5 separate regions of the Homo sapiens genome follow, and all the other regions are linked to region 5. A link is a loop called in an ENCODE intact Hi-C map of the cell type or tissue named here. Cell type or tissue: ascending aorta. All regions are shown on one strand.

Region 1 (5,000 bases), 62 kb after region 5:
GTTAAATTTGGTCAAGTCCATTTTTATAAGATTTAGATTGAAAATTAATTCAAGTGGAAAATTTGTTTAATTCTTCTTTCCTATTTTATTATCTGGAAAACTTCTTCAGGATAACACAACTCAGGCATTGGGCCCAAATATGAGAGACAAACAAATGAGTAGTTTGAATAATATTGGAAAGCAAAGAAAGTAAGGGCAAGTCTAACAGATAGAACCCACCAGGGAACTTGACAGTTATTATATGAGCACATAGTAAAAATTCTCTTGGAAATAGAAGCTTCTTTCCAAAATAGACAGTGGAAAAGAAAATTGTTTTTCTCCAAAATTCCCACTTATTTATTTTAAAACGTTCCAGAATCAGCCTCACAGATGGCTCCGTGAATGCTTTAGTGCCAGACATGATCTATGGTTGAAATAAGATGCAAAATCTATATAAATCAAGGTTACTGGATAAACATTTGTTTCTTTGTAAATGTGGCTTTTGTCAAGGGGAACATATTCATATTCAGCCTTGCCAGCTTTCCTATTTACCCCCTCTGGAGACACCCAGACAGAAACATGACTAAATGAGCATTCATAACAATGCACTTGGTTGACATTTTCATTACCAGTTAGGTAAGCCAGTTAAGAGGCAACCTGTGAGGCCAGGTCCAGTCACTTTGGGATGTCGTTAGGTTACATGAGTAGGGCATAAGACAGATGCACAAAGCCAGAGGGCTGCGGTGGGCAGGCAGCTCGCTCTGAGGGATGGAGAGGAGGAAGTTTCTCTCCAAGGTGCCAGATCAGTCTAACTCTGTGCACCCTTCAGAGTCTATGGACCAAGTTCTAAGAAGCAAAACCACTGCCAGTGGGAAATGATACCTGGGATACCCCTCTACTCTAGTTATTTCTTGGTCTGGGAAAGAAGGTCTTTTCTCTAGGGCATAAAGACAACTCCTCCAAGGCCAAAGCTGCCACTTTCATCATTTATTTTCCTTAGTAAGGCAACTGATGTGGAAAATGATTTTCAAAATTATCTTGTTTGTATCCCCGGGGCGCAAAAAAAGGCAAACTGCAGCTTGGCGGCATGCTGCTATAGAAAATGAAGGAAAGATCGAAGAGGTGGCCTCCTGATGATATGTGAAAGGCTCCCATTTCCTGTGGGATACTAGACTTCAGTCAGAAGCATCAACATCATCAATCAAGCGACACTCTCTGAAACAGGGAAGGGACTTACAAATCGGCTGGAGTTGTTGTTCCGGACGGTCTTGGCGTTCCCGAAGGCCTCCAGCAGCGGGTTGGACTGCAGGATAATGTCCTTCACGTGCTGTCCCAGCAAATAGACCGGAGGTTAGGAAGGTGTGAACACCTACCACACAGTGTACGCCAAACTTTCTCTAAGGACCTGGTTTCTGAATGCATTAAGGTGAGGGGCCCCACACCCGTGTGTCACTGGTGGGGTTTCTGGAGGATTTATTCTTTCACCATGACAGACCTCAACCTGTTTGTGTATTTGGGTCTTCCAATTCCCATGGCTTGATGCAGAGTCCCCAGGAGCCAGGGCCCCACTGTCAATCAGGAACTATTCATACAAACGTTCTCAGTGTCCAAATTGATTGCTGCAACTTCACCAAAAGTGAAGTGGTACCTGAAGGGGCGTGTCCTTGCTGTTCTGGCCAGGGTCTTTCTTCTCACTACCCCTTCCCAACTACTCTACCAACCCATCTCATCCCATCTCCACCTGCTTCACTGCAAGTTACCTTAAGGAAAATTAATCCACTTCTCCTCCCCAAACAAGGTTATGGAAATATAGCCTGGTGTTTCTCAAACTTTAATATTCATGAATCACCTGGGGATCTTGTCAAAATGCAGATGTGGACTTAGTAGGTTGGGGTAGGCCCAAGAATCTGCATTTGTAGCCAGCTCCCTGGTGTTGCTGGTTTTGCCAGCACTGATACACACTTTAAGCAGCAAGGGTCAACAGTGGATCGTGTGGAACGAGTCCTGGCCTGGGGGGAAGGATTTGTTTTTCAAACATCCCAGTTCTATGCAGAAGTGTGCAAAACACACCATAGACATGAGACAGCTCAATAGATAGAATTTGATGTTGGAGAAGTCTTTCAACAAGTGAGTCATTCCTTGTACTTCTAATTATTCACATGCTATGGTTAAACATGTTCCAGAAATAACAAGTCTTCTGGCTTGTGCTCTTTAGCTACTGACTAATTCCAAGCCAAGGGCTCTGTATCATTGTCCTCATAGGAAAACAGGAAGAGAAAAATCAACATTAACTGTCTGCAGTCTGGCTACTAGGTCGTAGGGGTGTAGCAAAGAGGAGTAAATTAATGAACTACTAACTGACTATGTAACAGCCAAAGTGTTACAAAGGGTGTAACAGGCACCCTCCTGAACATTCAGAAGAGAAACTGCCATGAGAAATGAGAACTGGGCTTTCATTGTGACGAGGGAATCATCCTTAGCCATGGCACCAAGGGCAATTCTGGGTGGTCCTTTCATGGGTCAGTTTCAAAGCTTAGAAACATACTCCCAACCTGCCTACTCTCTTTTAAAAACTCATGGATTTATATAAACTCTGCTTTTCTTTGTAAAATCTATTTTGAGTTTGTGGATCTTCATTAACTCTTTCTATCTTTTTTTTTGCTGGCCAGACATGCCCATACCACTTAACAAAACTCAGCTTCTCTCAGGAAGAGAACAAAAGCCAGAATCTTCTTCTATCTTTTCCCTTTTTAAATTACAGTGTTTAAAATGAGAATCTTTATGTATCCATTCATCCATCCATCCGTCCGTCCATATGTATTCATCAACAATCGGTGATGTTCAACAGAATTTTGTGGCATGTGGCGGGCATATTAGGGAAAAGAGAAAGAGCAAACTGAGGTAAAAGAGTAGCCCATCGGCCGGGCGCGGTGGCTCACGCCTGTAATCCCAGCACTTTGGGAAGCCAAGGCGGGCGGATCATGAGGTCAACAGATCAAGACCATCCTGGCCAGCATGGTGAAACCCCATCTCTACTAAAAATACAAAAATTAGCTGGGCATAGTGGTGCACGCCTGTAGTCCCAGCTACTCGGGAGGCTGAGGCAGGAGAATCGCTTGAACCCAGAAGACAGAGGTTGCAGTGAGCTGAGATCGCACCACTGCACTCCAGCCTGGCGACAGAGCGAGACTCCGTCTAAAAAAAAAAAAAAAAAAAAAAAAGGCAGCAAAACAGCATCCTGGATTCTTGTCTCCATGTCAACCCTCTCAGGATCCAGTACAATCACAGGAATAGAGAAAAGCAAGTGGACTGAACCACATGAACCTAGGTTCTATAGCTGCCCTTACTGTCCAATAGGGAAGCCATAAGCTACCCCAACTGAGGTGTAACTGTAGAATACACACTGTATTTCAAAGACTTAGTACCAAAAAAAAAAAATCTCATTAATTTTGTTATATTAATTATATAATAAAATCTTTTTTTACATATTGGGTTAAATAATACTGTTTTAAAAAGTAATTTCCTTTTTCTCTTTTTACTTCTTTTAACATGGCTACTAGAAAATTTAGAATTACACATATGGCTTGCTTCATCTTTCTACTGCACAGAGCTGCTCTCCATCTTCCTTTCATTCAGAGAAAGAGGCCACTTTAAGGACCCTTCACTCTGCAACCTTAGTTTGCTCTTTCTCTTTTCCCTGATATGCTCACCACATGCCACAAAATTCTGTTGGACATCACTGATCACTGATGGATGGATGGATGGATGGATGGATGGATGGGTGCATGGATGGATGGGTGCATGGATGGATGGATGCACGGATGGATGGATGGATGGATCCATAAATATTCTCAGTTTTAAAGTCTGTAATTAAAGAAGGGAAGAGATAGAGAAGATTCTGTCCTTTGTTCTCTCCCTGACAGAAGCTGTCGTTAAATGGTATAGGCACGTCTGGCCCGCAAACAAAAGATAGAAAGAGTTGATCCACAAACTCAAAGGAGGAATGTTTGGCTCTACCTTAAGCTTTCTGATCTACCAGTACATGATAGAACACTATTTAATTAATAGAAAGGGGCCAGACATGGTGGCTCATGCCTGTAATCCCAGCTCTTTGGGAGGCCCAGGTGGGTGGATCGCTTCAGCTCAGGAGTTTGAGACCAGCCTGGGCAATGTGGTGAAACCCTGTCCCTACCAAAAACAAACAAAAATTAGCCAGGCATGGTGGCACACACCTGTGGTCCCAGCTACTTGGGAGGTTGAGGTGGAAGGGAATGCATAAGCCCAGGAGCAGGAGGCTACAGTGAGCTGAGATCATGCCACTGCACTTCAGCCTGGGTGACAGAGTGAGACCCCATCTCAAAAAAAAAAAAAAAAAAAAGGGAACCACAATAAAGAGAATTTTATGTGTCTTTTGAAAGTCTACAGCTGACCATGGCAATAACATTACATAATTCTGATTTAAAAAACTAATCTTTGGAAGGAATTCTGTCACCAGCGGTGCATACTGGTGATGAGCGCCAAGCTTGGGCTGCCCCTTATGGACCTTAGCTCGCCATCACCCTCATCCATGGCTCTGGGGAGCAGGCTTTACTCATTCCTGCCAATGCTGATTTTAATTTTCACCTCTTGAGTATCCTCATTCTCTGGATCTTTTCTCTTTCCCAACACTCCTTTACACTCTTTAATCTCTCTTTTTTCCTTCTCTTAAATCCTTTCTCTGTCTACGTCCTTTAAAATTTTTATAAGTTTCTTGAATTGGCAAGTGGTTCACATAGCTCAAACCATGCAAGTTTCTAAAGGGTATACAGGAAGGGTAGGCCCTTCTCCCAACCTCCCAGCTCCCCTCCCTCAAGACAACCATTGTTGACAGTTTCTTGTGTATACTTCGAGGGATATGTGATAACATACCCAAACAAATACAAATGTGCACTCTCTTTTGATCCCTCAAATGGCAGCATATATTACAAACAATGTTCTGAACCTTGTCTTTTGTAATTAATGATACATCTTGGAGACCATTC
Region 2 (5,000 bases), 120 kb after region 5:
ACAGCTACAAACAAGACCGCGAAATGAGCGTGGGTCTACCCATTTAGGGGGTCTTTCTTATCTGAACATAGCCCACTATCTACTACTTCAGGCATCCACATTGCCAAAGAAGGGACTAAATTTCTACAAGCCAGAGCTTGAGAGGTGACCTTGTTGTATAAAGTCTCAGGGGGATCTATCCCATAGGATTTGAGGTGGCAGGCAAATGGGAGTTTGTAGACAAAGGGGAGGCCTCGGCTCATAAACTGTTTAAGCTGTCCTGTGTGCTGGGCTGGGGAAGCCACTTTTCTGGAGTTGCACAGGGAGGCATGGGGGTACCATTGGTCCAAACACCACAGGTAAGGAATAAGTCTGCACTGAGTGGGAGAAAACAGTTTAGAATTCAGCAAGGCACCCTTTTTATTCTGCTAGGAAAAGAAGGGCAACGGACAATCACCCCCATCTACCAGATGGAAGGCACACTGGCTTAGAATGAAACCCCCTCCCAGTTAAGTTTATTGAGGGTTCCCTATCTGCCAAGCAACATTCTAAGCACTTTACTTATACTAACTCATTCAATTGTCCCAACAGTCCATAATGCTGGCATGATTATTAACTTGAGGTCAGGAGTTTGAGACCAGCCTGGCCAACATGGTGAAACCCCATCTCTACTAAAAATACAAAAATTAGCCAGGCGTGGTGGCAGGCACCTGTAATCCCAGCTACTTGGGAGACCAAGGCAGGAGAATCGCTTGAACCTGGGAGGTGGAGGTTGCAGTGAGCCAAGATCACACCACTGCACTCCAGCCTGGGTGACAGAGTGAGACTCCCTCTAAAAAAAAAAACAAAATAAAATAAATAATTTTTGTGAAATTAAAAAATATGTATAAAGCTAATGAAATTCAGCTGAATCTAAAATATTAAGCCCCTAACATATGTACAGTGTTGTTTTAGGCATCACAGTGAATTCAGAAAAGGTAAATGAAGCCCTCAAAAGTTTTTTCATCTGATGTAGCAAAAACAAAACAAAACAAAAAACCCTGATATATGGGCCAGCTGTGGTGGCTCACGCCTGTAATCCCAGCACTTTGAGAGGTTGAAGTGGGTGGATCACTTGAGCCTAGGAGTTTGAGACTAGCCTGGGAAACATGGTGAAACCCTGTCTCTACTAAAAATGCAAAAGTTAGCCAGGCATGGTGGCGCATGCCTGTGGTCCCTGCTACTTGGGAAGCTGAGGTGGAGAAATGCTTGAGCCTGAGAAGTCAAAGCTGCAGTGAGCCATGATTGTACCACTGCATTCCAGCCTGGGCAACAGAGCAAGACCCTGTCTCAAACAAAACAAAATAACAACAGAAACCCTGACATATATACAGAACTGATACTCAGTTCCCACTGGAAAGAGCGTCTGGCTGGCTTCCACCCTGATTGTTCGGTATTCATGTTGCTAACTATTTAAACATTTTATATCACCCCTGCTTATGTTAACCAACTAGACAAACTGTAACAGTCTGAGATGGTTTGGTGTGAGTTCTATCTCATGATCGTGCCCCTTAGAGGTCTCTCGGATTTTCCTGGGCCAGCTGCTTCAAAGGCAGATATCCCTCATTCTCTGAGGTCCAAAATCAGGAACTAAATAGATCTGTATAAAATTTTTGATAAATCACCTCTTATCTGGAATCTCACTACTTCCTATTCCAAATAGATTTGGACAAAGGAGCATTCCTTATTCCCAAATGTCCTACCCAAACCCCATTGAACTTGGAAATAAACAGCTTTGGATAGTGAGAGATAGCTGTGCTTGGTCACGTCATGCCATATACCACAAAATGTCCTGGAAATGCCAGTATCTTTGCCCTCCCGCTTTCAATTGTCAATGGCAGCCACAGGAACTCAAGGGAGAACACAGGCCTTCTTGGCTCCCTTGCCCCTGTCGTTTCAGCCCCCACAGGACGGGGGTTTGACTCTTCCTAACAGCCAGGGTTTCTCTTGCCCTCAGGGGAGCTCCTCCCTACCAGTCAGTGAGGTTCAAATTCCTTAGCCTAGCTCATAGCCCACTCTCCTTGCCAGTGCTATTTCCCACAATGCCTCATGCTCCTGCCACCAGTCTGCCTGGGGCTCTTTGCATGGAACATCTGACCTCTGCATCTTAGTCCATGATGTTCTCACCACCTGGACCAAATATCCTGCATGTTCAATCTAGTCCATCCTTGAAGACCCCATGCAAATGCTACCTCTTTAAAGCCTGCAAGTTCCCAGATTATCGGTAATCTTGTCTGTCCTCTGACCCCCACTGTTGGCTTATTTATATCTCCTCTCCCTCCCTTTCTCAACTGTAAGTGACCTGAGGATGGGGCATGCCTCATCTCTGAACTCTCCTTGTCCTAATAAAGAGCCATGCACATAAGTGGCTTTATAAATGCCTGTTCAATGAAGTAATGAATGAGACAAAATCACTAAAAGTTGAGTCATCCTAGGAGGCTTCAGGGAGATCAGATTTGAGTTAGGACTGAAAAAAGCTTAAGCACTGAATTGGGAGAGAGGAGGAAAAAAAAGGCATTCCTGAGAGGGAAACAAGGAGAGTAAAGGCATGGACGAGGGTAACAACATCGCTTGTGTTTGCACTGAGCTTTTCACCACGTGAAAACCCCCTAAAAAGACCAACTGGACTAGAAAGGCGGATTTGTGTTGAGGAAACGGTAGCCTCGGTTAAGTAGGAAAATAGAGCTGACCGAAGGAGGGCCAGGAAGGCAAGGCTGAGTACTTGGCACTACAGACAGGAAACAGGCAGCCAAGATGGAATCTCCATCAGAGGGTGCAGCCCAGGTCATGCAGAAAAACTGTCTTCTTTCCAGAGGGAAAGGGACCAACTACTGTAGTCAGATCCCCATCCAGCGAGAGAAAATAATGCCACCTCGCATTTGCTCCCAGTGTTTCACAACTTAGCCGTTAATCATCCCAGGAGAGTCCTAAAACAACTCTGCCAGGAGGGCGGAGAGCAGGTATAATTATCTCGGTGTTACAGCGTGGAAAGGCTGGCAAAATTCCCCTCCTGCTTTGGAGGACCCCAAAGGAGTGGAAGAGACGGGGAAGGACTGATGTGCAAATTTCCGGTCCAGCTCATCTGCTTTGGAGAACTTACCTCTGTGTATCTGTCTAGTGTAACAATGGCTATGTCACTTACTGCGGGGTTATTATTAAGCTGAGCTGTGAGTCCCTCTGTGTGCTCAATCTCGCCTACTTAGACCTAAAGAGGGGGCAGGAGGAGGGAACCAGAACCAGCAGTGGAGCTAGACTGCTTTTAACCCAGAGACAGAGAAAAAACAAACAGCTCTTTAAAAACACAATTTCTAAGCATACTAAAAGGTAGCAATTCCAGCCTAAAAGCCTGTCAGCTTAGCAATGCACCACCCTAAAGAAAGGGCAAAATTATCAAGGCATAGAAAAGCAAGAGACATCACGCTGTGGATAAAGGACCCTGCTCTATGCCAACTTCTAAGTAAGACGAGGAATTACAGTAATCCAGCCCACAGCAATTTCCCATTTTAACTGATGCTTCCTGTTTTCTATGCTGGGCATCATAAGGATATTCAGAACCAAACACAGCGTTCACAGGCTGTCCCTTCACTGGGGTACATTCTTTTCTGTTCACTCACCAAATTGTGTGCAACATTACAAACCAAAACAGATCTGTTTTCCTACTGACCTCAATTTGCGGCCACCATTACTGTTGCTGAGAAAATTCTTGGCTCTGCATGGCAGAGCGGGGGCTCCTACCAACACAGGCCAGCATGAAGGCCTAGGGAGAACAGCTCATTTGCCCAGCAGTTCCCTGGGCTTAATTGCCCTTGAAACACAGTCGGGACGTGCTGGTAGGTGTCTCTCTGCAGGCACTGTCCACATCAACTGGAGTGACTTGATTTTGGAGGAAGGGTGAGGGGCAGAGGGGATGGAGACCTCTTCCAGTCCTTTTAGTGATTGCTGATCCATCCCAGAGTAAAGCAGACAACTGGGTTTTCTGTTTGTTTTGTGTTTGAGTGCAGGACAATGAAGGTAGGGCTGTTTAAACCATCTATTTTTAAATTCAATACAACAGTTACACAAATATACAAAGAATTCACATACTTTTTTCTTTTTTTTTTTTTTTTTTGAGATGGAATCTCGCTCTGTCGCCCAGGCTGAAGTGCAGTGGCATGATGTCGGCTCACTGCAAGCTCCGCCTCCCGGGTTCACGCCATTCTTCTGCCTCAGCCTCCCGAGTAGGTGGGACTACAGGCGCCCGCTACCACGCCCGGCTAATCGCCCGGCTAATTTTTTGTGTTTTTTTGTAGAGACAGAGTTTCACTGTGTTAGCCAGGATGGTCTCGATCTCCTGACCTCATGATCCACTCGCCTCGGCCTCCCAAAGTGTTGGGATTACGGGCGCGAGCCACCGCACCCGGCCAGGAAATTTAACATCGATAGAATACTTTTTATACAAGTCAATATTCTAATTTTATTATCCCAATCATGTCCTTTATTACTTATTTTTTCCCCTGGTGCAGGATCATGTACCACATTTGTCAGAATTTTTTTTTTTTTAGAGACAGGGTCTTACTCTGTCACCCAGGCTGGAATGCAGTGGCACGATTTCAGCTCACTGCAACCTCCGCCTCCTGGTTCAAATGATTCTCCTGCCTCAGCCTCCTGAGTAGCTGGGATTTCAGGTACGCACCACCACACCCAGCTAATTTTTTTTTTTTTTTTTTTTTTTTAGTAGGGATGGGGTTTTTGCCATGTTGGCCAGGCCAGTCTCAAACTCCTGACCTCAGGTGATCTGCCTGCCTCAGCCTCCCAAAGTGCTGGGATAAAAAGCCACCATGTCTGGCTTTTAAAATTTTTATAATTTTTTGAGACAGGGTCGTGCTCTTGTGGCCTGGGCTGGAGTACAGTGGTGCGATGAGGGCTCACTGCCACCTCGACCTCCTGGGCTCAAGTGATCCTCCCACCTCAGCCCTGGAGTAGCTGGGACTACAGGTGTGCAC
Region 3 (5,000 bases), 140 kb after region 5:
TCGGCAGTGTAGGACTCTCTTCTGATAAAATTAACAACAACAGCAGGAATATAATGGCCCGTTTCCTGGATATATGGCCTTTCACAGTTAAGAGTTTCCATACACATTAAAGTGATGCCTGGAGGAGTATCAGGCAGGCGTCTCTATTTTCATTTTCTTTTCTTTCTTTTTTTTTTTTTTTTTTAGAGGGAGTTTCGCTCTTGTCACCCAGGCTGGAGTGCAACGGCGCAATCTTGGCTCACTGCAACCTCTGCCTCCTGGGTTCAAGCGATTCTCCTGCGTTAGTCTCTCTAGTAGCTGGGATTACAGGCACACACCGCCACGCCTAGCTAATTTTTGTATTTTTAGTAGAGATGAGGTTTCACCATGTTGGTCAAGCTGGTCTCAAACTCCTGACCTCAGGTGAGTCATCTGCCTTGGCCTCCCACAGTGCTGCGATTACAGGCGTGAGCCACTGCGGCCCGCCTATTTTCTTTTTCTATATGAGAAAGGTGAAGGTCAGGTACGTGGCCAAGGTCACATATAAAGCAAAAGGCAGGGCTGGGTTCCTACGCTACTGTTTCAGTTGGCTTCTTTCCATCTCTTCACAAAACTGAGATGATGGTAACCTTGGATTAACTGGAGCTGAAATATGTGCTAGAATTTCCCTTTAGACCTCCAAAGCCCAGTGAAATTTTTATAGGTGCTACTAGAAAAAGGGGCTTTCTTCTAATTATTTAGGTATGACACAAAATAAATCATGTCATCTTTGCCTTCTTTTTCCTCATTTCAAATGGATGTTGCATCATGGATTCAGCATAACTTTTTTTTCAAGGGGGCTCTGCTGAAACTATGCTCTGTTGCATCCTTAGCCCGTGATCTGGTTAGGGCAGAAATGCCCGGGAATCAGGCTCTTGGTTCAAATTACCCTCCCTAGTACAGATCAAGCGGGACCTAAGACTGCAAAAGTATTTACTGTTGTCAATTAAGCTACAAAATAAGCTATTCATTGACCTTGGCTCAAATCAAATCCTAGAAAATGGAACTTGTCTTTACCCTGTCATAATCAAAATTATGGGTCCTACAGGAAACTTTTTTGTGTCTGTGCTCAGAAAAAAATATGAAGTGGCTTTGCTTTGTCTCTATTTACCATGGTTTCACCATGACCTTGTCCAAGGTCAGTGCTCTGTGAGTCGGCTTATGGCCAACAGGAAGACAACATGGCCGAGCTGTGAGCACCTGACCAGCGTCGAGCAACACTGTGAACGAGTGGTGTATAGCGTCCACTGTCACCAGTTCCTGGAGGTCAGGGCTTGCTTTTTTCTTTCTCAAACAACTGCCTCTAAGCAGCCTTCATATCTAGCAGAATGTCAAAGAAGATCATTCCACAATTTATTTATTATTTATTTATCTATCGAGATGGGGTTTCACTCTGTCGCCCAGGTTGGAGGGCAGTGGCATGATCTCAGCTCACTGCAACCTCTGCCTCCCGGGATCAAGCAATCCTCCCACCTCGGCCTTCTGAGTAGTTGGGACTACAAGCACACACCACCATGCCCGGCTAATTTTTTGTATTTTTAGTAGAGATGGAGTTTTGCCATGTTGCCCAGGCTGGTCTCGAACTCCTGAGCTCAAGTGATCCGCCCACCTCAGCCTCCCAAAGTGCTAGGATTACAGCCATGAGCCACCACGCCCAGCCTATTCCACAGTAACTTAAATGAAACTTCTACTTAGAGAAACGAAAAATACAGCCAGTATTAAACTGCCCCTTGAACTCCCCAGCAGATGAGATAAACCCTGAGTCACAACTTTCTTGCCTGACTTGTCTCTTCCTCTATTCAGATTTCCTCCCATCTGAACAACTGGCTCATGGACAGACAGAGGCTGACCTGTGGCAGCAATTGTGAGCTGTGCTTCCTTTCCTTGAGTTATAAAATCTCGGGCTTTTTATTGGACACACAGTTACCCAGAATAAAAAATTCATTCCCAGCCTACCATGTAGTTTAGATGTGGCCGTGTGACATAAGTGGAAGGGGTGTATTCAAGTTCTAGGACATTCAAAATTAGGAGGTCTTGATCAGAGCTTCACTGGGGGCCCATAAGGATGAGGACAGACCAAGGCCATACCCTAAGGATGGCAGAGCAGGAAAACCAGACAACTGCAGAGCTACACAGCAGCCTTGAACTCCCTCCATCCAGAATGTTAAGTGGGAGAGAAATAAACACATGCCACAGTAACAACCAATAAAACTCCCTCGTAATTACAGCTGCATATTCTCAGGTGGGCATTTTTCTATTTAAATGCGATAAAATTAAATTCAACCCCAGAAGTTTTTCTATGGCACCAGGTTTACACAAATCATTTGCAATTAAATCCCTTTGCAATATGTTAGTGCTCACTTCTCAGAATCCAAAATAAGGGAAAAAATCTGTTGTAGATTATTACATGTACATTATTATAGATTACCTGATTGTATATTTCTGTGCTCACTAATTGTTTTATGAGTATATTTATGGTCTTTTCCATTACATAGAATATTTCTAGTTTTCACCTTTTTGTCTTACTCTTTCTTTCTCAATAGCCTAGGGCACATTAATGAAAGCATAAAAGATACTGAACGAATATATGTTTTAATGAGCATTTAAAGACTCTATAATGTAATCATATTTTAACATTTCTCCTTCATTCACTCACTCCTCATCCTCGTCTGAGATACTCAGGTTGTGGATGGAGGAAAATATATGCCTCAGCTAAATGGCAAATTGCCATGGGGTTGCTCCACAGGTTGGCAAAACCTCAAATGCTAAATTTGTGAGTGCCAAGGATTTAAATATATAAAATGCCTTTATTTGTGAAAGGTCTCAAAGGACTTTGCTCATTGTTGATTCATCATATCCCTTAGGTTTGCAAAACCATTTGCAATTTACAAAGTACTTTCACACTCATCATCTCAGTCCTTGGAGTCAGGCTGGATATTAGGGACTGACACGTTATCAACAAGGAGCCAAGATGGTGAGGCACGCCTGGTGCTCATGCTCATGAGTTGCTCATGATGTCATTCATCTCAAAAACCTGGTGTGTGAATGGCCCTTTGGGTTATTTTCCTGGTCTCCCTGTTATGAGCAGCGTTGCAGCAAGCGTTCTCATTCCTGTATCTTTGCAGCCTTGAGCTAATACTTCTGTGGGATGGACTTCAAAGTGGAACCGCTGGTCAGAGACTTGAGAACGGGATGCAAGCATATAGAAAGAGGCACTGGGAAAGTCTTCCTGGCAGGAAAATGAAGGAGAGCACCAAAGCATGAAGTACAGGAGGCAGGCCTAACGAGATCATCATTTCCAGCTTTTATTTAACTGAAAATGTAGGCTATTGCTTCCCAGCTTCAGAGTGAAACTAAGTCCAAGGGGACATCACCCAGGGAGCTGCTGGTATGGCCTGGGCATTGGAACTCTCCGGGCATCTCCAGTGGCACATGAGCATAGGCTACCTCACCAGATCCCTCAGCAGCTGCACCAACACCCTGGGCCCGGGGAGGATGAGGTTCCGCACAGTCGTTTTCTATTGGAAGGAGAACACGCAGGAGCTTTGGCTTACAGACAACAGCAGCTGGGCAGCTGGGGCTGGCCACCATGGGAAAGGGACAGAGCAAGAACCAGATTCTGTCAACTTTAATCTACGTTAATCCTGCTTATAATTCTGACATTTCCTTCCCACCTTCACTCTCAGGGTTTGCTTCATAGACTCTAAGACCCCTAATCTAGCTATTTGGGTGAGTATATTATTTGTAAATGATTCCAATGAGTTTAGTTTTTGTTTTTGGTTTTGGTTTTTTTAAGACGGAGTTTCGCTCTTGTTGCCCAGGCTGGAGTGCAACGGCGCGATCTTGGCTCACGGCAACCTCTGCCTCCAGGGTTCAAGCCATTCTCCTGTCTCAGCCTCCCGAGTAGCTGGGATTATAGGCATGCACCACTATGGCCGGCTAACTTTCTATCTTTAGTAGAGGTGGGGTTTCTCCATGTTGGTCAGGCTGGTCTTGAACTCCTGACCTCAGGCGATCCACCCGCCTCAGCCTCCCAAAGTGCTGGGATTACAGGCGTGAGCCACCACGCCTGGCTCCAGTGAGTTTAAAACAAATCCTTGGGGCTGGCGCGGTGGCTCACGCCTGTAATCCCAGCACTTGGGGAGGCCAAGGTGAGCGGATCACTTGAGGTCAGGAGTTCAAGGCCATCCTGGCCAACATGGTGAAACCCTGTCTCTATTAAAAAACAAAAAACAAAAATTAGCCGGATGTGGTGGCATGCATCTGTAGTCCCAGCTACTCGGGAGGCTGAGGCATGAGAATCACCTGAACCCAGGAGGCAGAGGTTGCAGTAAGCCAAGATCATGCCACTGCACTCCAGCTTGGGTGACAGAGTGAGACTCTGTCTCAAAAAAAAAAAAAAAAAAAAAAAAAAAAATAGGCTGGGCATGGTGGCTCACACCTGTAATCCCAGCACTTTGGGAGGCTGAGGGGGGCAGATCGCCTGAGGTCAGGAGTTCGAGACCAGCATGGCCAACATGGTGAAACCTCATCTCTACTAAAAATACAAACATTAGGCTGGGCACAATGGCTCACGCCTGTAATCCCAGCACTTTGGGAGGCCAAGGCGGGTGGATCACCTGAGGTCAGCAGTTCGAAACCAGCCTGGCCAACATAGCAAAACCCCGTCTCTACTAAAAATACAAAAATTAGCCAGGTGTGGGGGCCCACACCTGTAATCCCAGCTACATGGGAGGCTGAGGCAGGAGAATCACTTGAACCCGGGAGGTGGAGGTTGCAGTGAGCCGACATTGCACCACTGCTCTCCAGCCTGGGTGACAGAGCAAGACACCATCTCAAAAAAAAAAAAAAAAAATTAGCTGGGCATGGTGGCAGGTGCCCCTAATCCCAGCTACTCGGGAGGCTGAGGCAGAAGAATTGCTTGAACCCAGGAGACGGAGGTCACAGTGAGCGGTAATTGTGCCATTGCACTTCAACCTGGT
Region 4 (5,000 bases), 180 kb before region 5:
TTCTCCATTGCGCATCCCTTTATTTTCTTTATCTTTCCACTCCTTTTTTCTACTGACTCTTTTCCTTCAGCATCCCAACAGGGTTGAAGCCCTCACCCTTTTATTTCATCTGGGGTTTCTCAACTGCATTATTAACATTTTCGGCCAAAGAATTCTTTGTTGTGGAGAGGCCAGCATCCCTAGCCTCTATCCTAGTGGATAGATGCCAGTAGCCACGCCCCTCCTCCCTGAGTTGTAACAAACAGCAATGTCTCCGGATGTTGCTAAATCATCCCAGCTTCAGAACCACTGATTTAACCCAATATATCCAAAATATTATTTCAACATATAATAAATATTAAAAAGTACTGAGATTTTTCAGTCTTTTTTTGTATTGTACCTTTGAAATTCGATGTGTATTTTTCACTTAAAGCACTTCTCAATTATTTTTATTTATTTATTTTTTTAGGGAGACGGAAAAGGAAAAGGGGAGGGGAGAGGGAGAAGAGGAGGGAGTCTAGCCACATTTTAAGTGCTCAGCAGCCACATATGGCTGGTGTCTACCTAATTGAAGAACACAGGTCAAAAGCTTCAGAAAAAAGGTTAGAGCTGGAAATACAGGTTTGAGAAGTCATGAGATAGTAACAGTTAAAATCAAGGGAGAAGATAAGATAGTCCGGGCAAAATTCTATGTTTAAGAGTGAGAAAATAGGAGGATTGAGGAAAATCCTAGTCGAATGCTCTTTTAGTTTTCCCACACAATCTGCTATCCTTGATCATTATTGTAATTTTAAAATCATTTGTGTGTGTGTGTGTGTGTGTGTTTTGTTTGTTTGTTTGTTTGTTTGTTTTGAGACGGAATCTCACTCTGTCGCCCAGGCTGGAGTGCAGTGGCACAATCTCGCACTCACTACAACCTCTGCCTCCCGGGTCCTAGCAATTCTCCTGTGTCAGCCTCCCGAGTAGCTGGGGTTACAGGCGCCCGCCACTACGCCCGGCTAATTTTTTGTATTTTTAGTAGAGACAGCGTTTCACCGTGTTAGCCAGGATGGTCTCCATCTCCTGACCTCATGATCCGCCCGCCTTGGCCTCCAAAAGTGCTGGGATTACAGGCGTGAGCCACCGCGCCCAGCCTTTTTTTTTTTTTTCTTGGAGACGGAGTCTCCCTGTCACCCGGGCTGGGGTGCAATGGCTTGATCATGGCTCACTGCAACCTCGGCCACCCTGGCTCAAGCGATTCTCCTGCCTCAGCCTGCCGAGTAGCTGGGATTACAGGCGTCCGCCACCACGCCCAGCTAGTTTTTGTATTTTTAGTGGAGAAGGAGTTTCACCATGTTGGCCAGGCTGGTCTTGAACTCCTGATCTCAGGTAGTCCACCCGCCTAGGCCTCCCAAAGTGCTGGGATTACAGGCGTGAGCCACCGTGCCCGGCCAAAATCATTTGCTTACTGAATGATACGGAAAATATGAGTGAACAAAAAAAGTATTGAAAAAGATGAGTTGATGGCAAAGGGAGGGAATTAATGTTTAGTGAACACTTAATTGGCAAGTAATGTTCAGAGCATTATATAAATTGTCTCATTTAATCTAACAAGAACCTTTTGAGGTAAATACGTTATCCCAATTTATAGAGGAGGAAACTAAGATTTATAAGGATCTCATCAATCAGAGAACTCTTAAGTGGCACCACTGGACTTTGAAAGGAAGTCTGCCTGATGGACTCTGAAGCTCATCCTCTCTCTATCCTCCTAATGCATATAATGACGCATTTGTTATCTACTGACTTTTATAAAATAAACAAGGAGGCTTATGCGATTGTACAGCCCGAGTTCGCAGGAGATATGTGACCACTTTTGATCTGATTCCGGAAGCAAATTCACTTTAACAGTGAGGTGCCGTGATCTTTATGTCATTAGCGCATATGATATGGGTATCATTTGTTGTGAAAGACACTAACCCATGATGTTTTTGTTTACGTATATCTGTAAATGTATCAATTCTGTAGTTGGTTAATTTTTAGTTACGAAAAAATGAACCAAGATGTAGTCAAGATTTGGCTTAAATGTTGAACGCATAATCACCAAAGAAAATTAAATAATGAGCTTTGTGACACCTTTCAGTTCGCCAACAGACTGATAAAACCAGTACAAAGGGGGAGGGCCGGGACCGAGGGGGCGGGACGGTGAGAAACGGGAATCGAGCAAGCGCAGAAACAAACAGATGTTAATGGAGGCGTGAAGGCTACTGCGCTCTCACTTTCCGAACTGTCGTAAAGAGCCCTAGTGTCGTGCTCTCCTCGGTAGGGGAGGAATTGGTTAGGCGGCGGCGGCGGCGAAGCGGCGGCGGCGGCTGTAGGGGAGCAGCGGCAGTGGCGGCGACGGCGAGGAGGTGTTCGGTTTGCGCAGCGTAGAAACGCCCGCAGCTTCAGAGAAGGAGTTCTTGTGGGACCAAATTAGGCATTCTGAACCCACGCCGGCTTAGCTGGGCCGAGTCCAGGCGCTGCCGCACGTACAGTTTTGGTGGCGGTGACAGACACTGTTCTTGACTCTAGGGGCCTATTAGGCCGACGTCTGAGGCGCAGATCGCTGGCTCTCGACGCATTACTCTTTACGCCTTACATTTCTGTCTTCCTTCCTGGGTCAGTGATTCCCGGACCCTGGAAGAGAAGAGGGTGGCTAATGATTAAGGTGAGGGGAACGGGGGGGGAGGGGATCCATTGGAGGCCGCGCGTGCGCGCAACGGGGGAGGGGCCGGCCTGGAGGGGAGAAAGAGGAAGGGCTGCGGCCGCGGAAGGCTGGGGTCGGTGACCGGCCGGTTATCTCTGGCTCGGTGGTGACTTAGGGTCTGGGTCTCCGCAGACGATTTGTGTTTGGGCAAGGCATTCGTCTACCGACACACCCACAGCCTACAGTGAGGGAGTGTGGGTGAGGGGATTTCTCTCCCACTTCCGACTCTCCCTAGAGTCTCAGGATGGGGGCTGAGGACCGAGGCGTGGGAGTGCGATTTGACAATGGAGTGATGAAGGTAACCCGGACCCGGGGAGTTGGAGGGCGCTAAGTCAGCCCTGACGGCTAGGGAGTCGCCTGCTGCTGCTGTGATCAAGGAAACGTAGTCCGCGGAACAGCTGAAATACAGACGCGTCAGATTTTGTATGGAGTTGGCTTGTTGGTCATTTAAAAAGAAACTGATGTTTTTACTATTGTCCTTCGATAATTTATCAGAGTCAGTGTCAGTGCTATAGTGGGAATATCTGTTCAGTGCAGCAGAAATAGATTTGTTACAACAGTTCTTAAATAGGTTATAGTAGATAGATCTTTACAGATGGGTATTTCTCAACCTAAGTTTTGATTATTCAAAAAATACCAGAAAGTATGAGGTATTCATTTAATTTGTTCGTGTGTGTGTTGTGGGGTGACTCCATTGTGTTGTTGTAAGCTTTCCTGTTTCTTGATTTATGTGCGGCATTAATTTAGAATTCTCTTGAATGGTAAGATGCCAGCTGACATAGACTACGTTTTGTAGGATTTCCTGTAGCTTTTGAATGTGACTTAATCTAAACTTTATTTCATTTGGTATTTTATCTATAATTTTCTTGTTTTAGGGGCCTCTTGAACTAAAAAGAACAAACTGGGAAAAACATAAGCTAAGGTTCCATTTCCTTTCCCATTTTTGTTGTGTGTGTGTGTGATGGTTGTAAATGCTTGAATGTGATTTTGAGATTACCATACACAACTTCTGTAACGCTGGACTTAGCTTTATTACAGTAAAGATACATCTTTTGATAGTTTATTACTATATGTATTTTTGTAAAAATCTTCATGTCAGTATAAGCCACATTGTTTCACCCTAGTCTGGTTATATTTGTGAGGTGAAACAGATGGATAAGAAGGAAGCCCTTTTACTTTTACAATCATTTTAAATTGATTGTTTCTAAAGCCTTGATTTATCTTATTTTGGACACTTTCTTGCCATTTAACCTTGGACAAATGACTTTATCATCTCTCTCCTGCTCATTTGTTTGTGACCAAAGATTCACAACAGTATTCTAAGAATTGGTGAGGGTGTTTATAAATCTAAATAATATTTTAGGAAAAAGTAGGAAGAATGAGTCTCCTTGTTTATCACGGGTGCTATATCATGTGCAGATCCTTCTGTCACTTCTTAACTTTTGTTTGGTGTCTGTTGGCCACTTGTTTGCTAGTTATTTCACCAGACATAGAACTGGTTTTTAAAGAAAGGTATAAACAAAGTGACTTCATTTTGGTGAAAAATGCATTACAGCAGAGGTTACATCTTAACGAATTTCACTTTGGTACTCCATTTCTACAGATTATTGAGAGAGAGCTGTTGTGATGTTTAAGAGAAAAGCACCTTGCTTGTATAAAGCTAAGGTGCAGTCATTTAGCAGATACTCCTAGTTATTTTACTTTAAAATAAAAAATATAAAGGAAACTAATTGAATCAAACCATTTAGATTTTTAGATGTTTCCTTCTTTTTTTTTTTGTTATAGTTTAAAGAGAGGTTTCTGTATCATGCTTTACTTGAGGCATACTTATGTGCCCTTCTTTTGACTTTTTCTCCCCTTTTGGGCCAAGACTTCAGTAGGAAATAAAAGAGACCATCTGAAAAATGATAGCAGTTAAAATATGTTATAACTTGACATTACCGTTCTATGGGTAACGTTATCTTATGAAATAATATAGGGCTAAGGACAGGAGATCTAGATTTTAGATCTATCTTTGCTTGCTATACATTAGATCTCCGAGTTTATTGTTAACCCTCCTTGGGCTTCAGGTCTCTCTGTTTAAATGAGAATTGTAGAATAGATAACTTTCGTTTTCTTTAGGTCCCAAATTTAATGGTTTGTATATCTAGTTAGGTTTTTGGTATTCATTGTTGTGTTTGTCGTAATTGAATCCCCAGAAAGAAATGCTGTACAAAAAGCATCAATTCCCTCATGAAATGTGTATGTGTAAAACCTGTCATGAAGCTGTGGGCCAGGCGTGGTGGCTCACCCCTGT
Region 5 (5,000 bases):
AGACATATATCTGTATGTTTAGAAAAGATAAAGACTTCTAAAAATTTAACATCTACTGGAGGATTAGAAAAACATTTTATTATGGAAAATTCTAAATTGTAAACAAGTAGGATAGTAGGGCCAGGTGCAGTGGCTCATGCCTGTAATCCTAGCACTTTGGGAGGCGAGGTGGGTAGATCCCATGAGCCCAGGAATTGGAGACCAGCCTGGGTAACATGGGGAAACCGTGTCTCTACAAAAAATACAAAAATTAGCCAGAAGTGGGGGTACATGCCTGTAGTCTCAGATACTTAGGGGGCTGAGGTGGGAGGATTGCTTGAACCTGGAGGGCGAGGCTGCAGTGAGCCGAGATTGCGCCACTGCACTCCAGCCTGGGTGGCAAAGTGAGACCCCGTCTCAAAAAAATAAAAAGTAGTATAGAATGAACCACCACATGTCAGATTTCAAGCACCAATTCACGGATAATCACAATTATCTACAACCTCACTCTCCCTGCTTCCACTTTAAAATAACTACCAGGCTGGAGTGCAGTGGTATGATCATGACTCATTGCAGCCTTGACCTATTGGGCTCAAGCAATCCTCCCACCTCAGCTTCCTGAGTAGCTGGGACCACGGGCACGTACCACCACTCCTGGCTAATTTTCACATTTTTTGTAGAGATGGGTTCTTACTATGTTGCCCAGGTGGGTCCCAAACCTCCTGGGGTCAAGCGAGCCTCCTGCCTTGGTCTCCCAAAGTGCTGGGATTACAGGCGTGGGTCACTGCGCTCAGCCTTTATTTCATGCTCAAATGTTTCAGTACATATTATTAAAAGATAAAGTCTCTTTATATTAAAATTAACCACAAAACATTATCATACCTACAGAAATAAACAATAAATTCTTCATACCAAATATTTAGTCATGCTCACATGTTGTCTTGTAACTGTTACTGAATGGTTGGTTGGTTTGAATAGGGAGCTGTAGGCCCACTGTGCACTGACATTAATTGTAAGAGCTAGAGATGGGCTAAGATCAAGCTTATGGGATACTTTGATAAATCGTAACTAGGAGGCCATATGTTGATATCATTCCAGCCAATAGTCAACTGGTCAATCTCAGAAATTCTTAAAAACACATACAGATGTTGCAGCTTTTTTCCTGAAGTACAAGCCAACTGTTAAAATCTTTCTCTATGCCAGTACTGAAGTATTTTGAGAACACACACGCATGTTCAGTAGTCTGGTACCAGAATTAATTTCCACTCTGGGTTCGATTCTGCACACACATCACCCTCTGGTTGCTTTCCTAACTTGGTTCTGATTACTGGCCTAACTCAAGTATAAAGAAATGAGGGGACACTATTATTCATCTTGGCAAGTGTGAGGTTCAGTGACTGCAATACACAGACATCACAAGTTCAAATGACTCACACTTTCTTTTTTTTTCCTTAGAGTCAGAAAAACTTTTAGGCTAAGTACCTCATTTTACTACAGCCTTTAAAAAGGAAAGACCGCAAGAAAGGAACCTTCCAGATAATGAATACTGAACAGGAAGAAGAAAAAGAAGCTGGTGCTCCCATGACAGATTATATCCCCAGAGGCTGTAAAAGAAGACAATAAACAAACAAAAAACAATAAAAGGAAGAAATTTGAGTGTGAACAGTCCCTACAGTCCCTGCTTGACAACCCCCTCAAGGACTTATCAATAAGATAGTAAGTGTCAAAGTGCTTGATACAAGTGTAGCTCAAGGCCAGGCACGGTGGCTCACGCCTCTAATCCCAGCACTTTGGGAGGCTGAGATGAGTGGATCACTTGAAGTCGGGAGTTCAAGACGAGCCTGGCCAACGTGGTGAAACCTTGTCTCTCACTAAAAATACAAACATTAGCCAGGGGTGGTGGCTCAGGCCTGTAATCCCAGCTACTCGGGAGCCTGAGGCAGGAGAACCACTTGGACCAGGGAGGCAGAAGTTGCAGTGAGCTGAGATCACGCCACTGCACTCCAGCCTGGGTGACAGAGCGAGACTCTGTCTAAAACAAAACAAAACAAAACAAAACAAAACAACCACACAAATGTAGCTCAATTAGGATAATTTATGGTCCCAGTCATGAGCACTCCACCAGGGGTCTGAGGGACTGAAGACATACCTGGGCAATAACAGAAAGAACAAGTCACTCTCGGCACAGCGACTACACACACCCTAGAGCTGTGGTTCCCTGACTTTCACCTGCTGTGCCTGCCAAGCACGCTGTGGCCAACCTGGCTTAGTCCAGGCATGGCAGGGCCCCATGCAATGACAAACAAAGCAGGAGCTTCCTGTTGGGTTTCCACGGCAGCCTCAGGGCCCAGCTAGCCAGGAAGAGTGTGGCCAGCAGGCACTGCCCCGCTCAGGTTGGGACCCAGCCAGTGAGCTGAATGTTTAGGAAGGCCTTCAGAAAATCAGTCAGCGCCTAGAGCTTTAAAAAAAAAACAAAAAAAACAATAGCCTTGAAACCTACCTGAGGTGGGGCTGCAAAATGGACACTGCGGACTCATCTGCTTAGCAACTTTACCACATCCTGAGTTGGCACGTTTTAAATACTTCACTGCACTGCACTGCCTGGTCCTTTATCCAGGGAAATTAGGAACAGATAGAATCAGAAACCACAGAGACACAGGCAAGAATGGATGCAACTAGAAATCTGTTTTGGATTATCAGACTGGAACTAGGATTTCCAGCTTGGTACATCAGACGCCTGAGCACATAAAACCCCTGCTTTTTCCTGAGCGCACCAGTTTTGCCTTCTGTGTGGAGTAAGAGTTTGACAGGCGTCCCAATTCCATGTTCATGTGAGAGCAGAACATCTTTAATGCAAAGGCCCAAAGCTTTTCCTGATTAAAGTAGTGTTAGCCTCAGAGGCCCAGGGACACGATTCTTGGAGGAAGCTATGGGGCTCAAGGAGGCCTTTCTTCCATTCTTAGTCTTCATGGATTGCGAGGATTTCCTGTGTCAGCGGAACTTAGTCTAGGAGTTCTTACCATGGGAGGACTTCGGGAGGACTTAGCATGGGAGGACTCCTAGTCTGGGAGTTCTTGGCATGGGAGGACTTCTTAGCATGGGAAGACCTCCTATGCTAAGAACCCCTAGCCTAGGTCCCACTGACGGAGGAGATGCTGACGGCCGGCAGAGGAGCCCTTCTGCCGAGAGGAAGCCAAGGTGCTGCCGGGAGGAGCAAGGGCCCTTCCTGAGGCCTTGTGGAAGCAAACACCACTCCCCACTGCCTGAGAATTGGAGCGAAGAGAGCATCTCACGATGACTCCAGGGCTACAGAGAATGGAGACCAACTTGCACTCCCTAAGGAAGTCCCAAAGAAACTTCCCTTTCAGGACCCTCTGCTCAGGGAAATGGGTGAGGCCTCCAACCTGGGTGAGGTGGACTGGGGGACAGGGCTCTGAATCCTTGGCTCTACTGCAACAAGAGAAATTATTCTCTGAGGTGTTCCATATACCGGGTTCATTTCTAACACGTTTCGGTTACAAGAGATCTGGGTCCCCCTTGATTAGAGGAGCTGTCCGGAGGCAACCTTTTCTTGGTACCTTCTTCCTGACATATCAAGACTTGCTGAGACTAGGGAGTCTTCCCTTTGGGACAAAGGGAAATTCCATTCTCTTGATCATGATTTTGACAGCTGGGAAGCCCAGCCCGGCCTTCCTCCTGGCTGTTTGGAACAGCGGACCGTGATGCTGAGGCGAGAAGGGGCAGTCCTGCCTCTGCACCTCCACTACTCACCTGAGGGACACAGACAAGATCCGTTCTATCTCGATTTTCCGCTTCAGGACTTCTTTCACCAGGCCCTTGTCTGGGCCCTGTTTGACTTTTTCTCGTCCGATTAAGTACAAGCACTTTGGGGTAAGGAGCAGGTCTCGCTTTACACCCTGTAAGGAGAGGAGCTTTAAGAAGCTGGACAGGCCAGGCATGGTGGCTCACACCTGTAATCCCAGTACTTTCGGAGGCCGAGGCGGGTGAATCACCTGAGGTCAGGAGTTCGAGACCAGCCTGACCAACATGGTGAAACCCCGTCTCTACTGAAAATACAAAAATTAGCTGGGTGTGGTGGTGGGCGCCTGCAATCCCAGCTACTTGGGAGGCTGAGGCAGGAGAATCGCTTTAACCTGGGAGGTGGAGGTTGCAGTGAGCCGAGATTGCGCCATTGCACTCCAGCCTGGGTGACAGAGCAAGACTCCGTCTCAAAAAAAGGTGGACAGACATGGTCAATGTGATGACAACAATTCACACAGTGGACTGCTGTTACCAGGACAGGGGGAAGCTGCCTTGGACAGTCAATCTTCACTACTGTTGAGAGGCCATTCCATTCATCACATGACCGGGCCCCATGACAGTGAAAGAGGGCATTGTTCATGATTATTAGGATGACATGTAAAAAATGATGACATTTGACTCTTTTTGACTTAAAAACTGGCAAACTCATATGGAGTCACTTCACATATCAGGACAGCAGGTGTAAAGGGAAAGTCACCAACACCTGTGGTGAACTTAGCAAGGATGCACTACAGCATGTTTCTAAACAGGGGGCAGTGTCTGCATATATTTTCTTGGGAGTTCATAAAATTTTCATTCTAAAATACTGATATATTGTCATTTGAATGATAATTCTCAATAATCTAATAGAAATCTACTTGGGAATTTGTGGGTAACCACTTTATAATGAGTACCGCTGCGAGAGCTAAGCACCCCTGTGTGCATCCAGGGCTGCCGTCACAGCAGCTGGTGCCATGCACAGGTTGCAAGGAATGGTTTGGTTTTAGCAAAACATGCTTCCGTTGTTTATTTCGTTAAATTTTTTTCTTGACCTCCCCGCCCCTGGCAAAAAGCCAAAAGCTCTTAACGGGTCCATGAGCTTCTGAAGCTTCAGATTTTTCTATTAGGACCAAGACTTTATCAAAAGGTATCTAAAGGAGGAGGTGAAAAATCAACTGTTCCTCCTGTGGCTGGAAAAGCCTTACTTATCAGCCACTCTG

The links. Peaks named below come from ENCODE experiments on the same cell type or tissue, not always from the same donor. Only the 100,000 strongest peaks of a DNase experiment are listed, where the experiment ranks them.
Region 1: a loop joins it to region 5, with 2.0 times the contacts of the local background. A loop is called at or near these places in 13 of 110 quality-filtered maps.
Region 2: it touches region 5 in a loop (2.5-fold over the local background); 8 of 110 quality-filtered maps call a loop at or near these places.
Region 3: it touches region 5 in a loop (3-fold over the local background); 8 of 110 quality-filtered maps call a loop at or near these places.
Region 4: it touches region 5 in a loop (3-fold over the local background); 8 of 110 quality-filtered maps call a loop at or near these places.

What each region holds. Positions count from the first base shown.
Region 1 is chr15:59,230,486-59,235,485 of GRCh38, forward strand. MYO1E (myosin IE) reads right to left here. Exons shown (of 28, transcript NM_004998.4): 6 at 1,217-1,306. Among named protein-coding and RNA genes, the nearest start is that of LDHAL6B, 26 kb to the left of the region's middle. In ascending aorta, no CTCF peak of the experiment used is centred here; no DNase peak of the experiment used is centred here; H3K27ac peaks cover 2,409 bases.
Region 2 is chr15:59,292,732-59,297,731 of GRCh38, forward strand. All of the region lies in intron 1 of MYO1E (myosin IE), which reads right to left. Among named protein-coding and RNA genes, the nearest start is that of MYO1E, 78 kb to the right of the region's middle. In ascending aorta, no CTCF peak of the experiment used is centred here; DNase peaks (open chromatin) are centred at 2,790 and 3,710; H3K4me3 peaks cover 1,519 bases; H3K27ac peaks cover 4,390 bases.
Region 3 is chr15:59,303,817-59,308,816 of GRCh38, forward strand. All of the region lies in intron 1 of MYO1E (myosin IE), which reads right to left. Among named protein-coding and RNA genes, the nearest start is that of MYO1E, 67 kb to the right of the region's middle. RefSeq lists a silencer at 401-577. In ascending aorta, no CTCF peak of the experiment used is centred here; DNase peaks (open chromatin) are centred at 475, 1,675 and 2,995; H3K27ac peaks cover 3,545 bases.
Region 4 is chr15:58,985,404-58,990,403 of GRCh38, forward strand. It overlaps RNF111 (ring finger protein 111), which reads left to right and starts at 2,260. Exons shown (of 14, transcript NM_017610.8): 1 at 2,260-2,665. RefSeq lists a silencer at 2,979-3,143. In ascending aorta, no CTCF peak of the experiment used is centred here; DNase peaks (open chromatin) are centred at 208, 2,228, 2,718 and 3,027; H3K4me3 peaks cover 2,729 bases; H3K27ac peaks cover 1,836 bases.
Region 5 is chr15:59,168,147-59,173,146 of GRCh38, forward strand. MYO1E (myosin IE) reads right to left here. Exons shown (of 28, transcript NM_004998.4): 22 at 3,751-3,896. MIR2116 (microRNA 2116) reads right to left here and starts at 3,116; the gene lies at 3,037-3,116. In ascending aorta, no CTCF peak of the experiment used is centred here; DNase peaks (open chromatin) are centred at 1,295, 1,858 and 2,245; H3K4me3 peaks cover 222 bases; H3K27ac peaks cover 3,982 bases.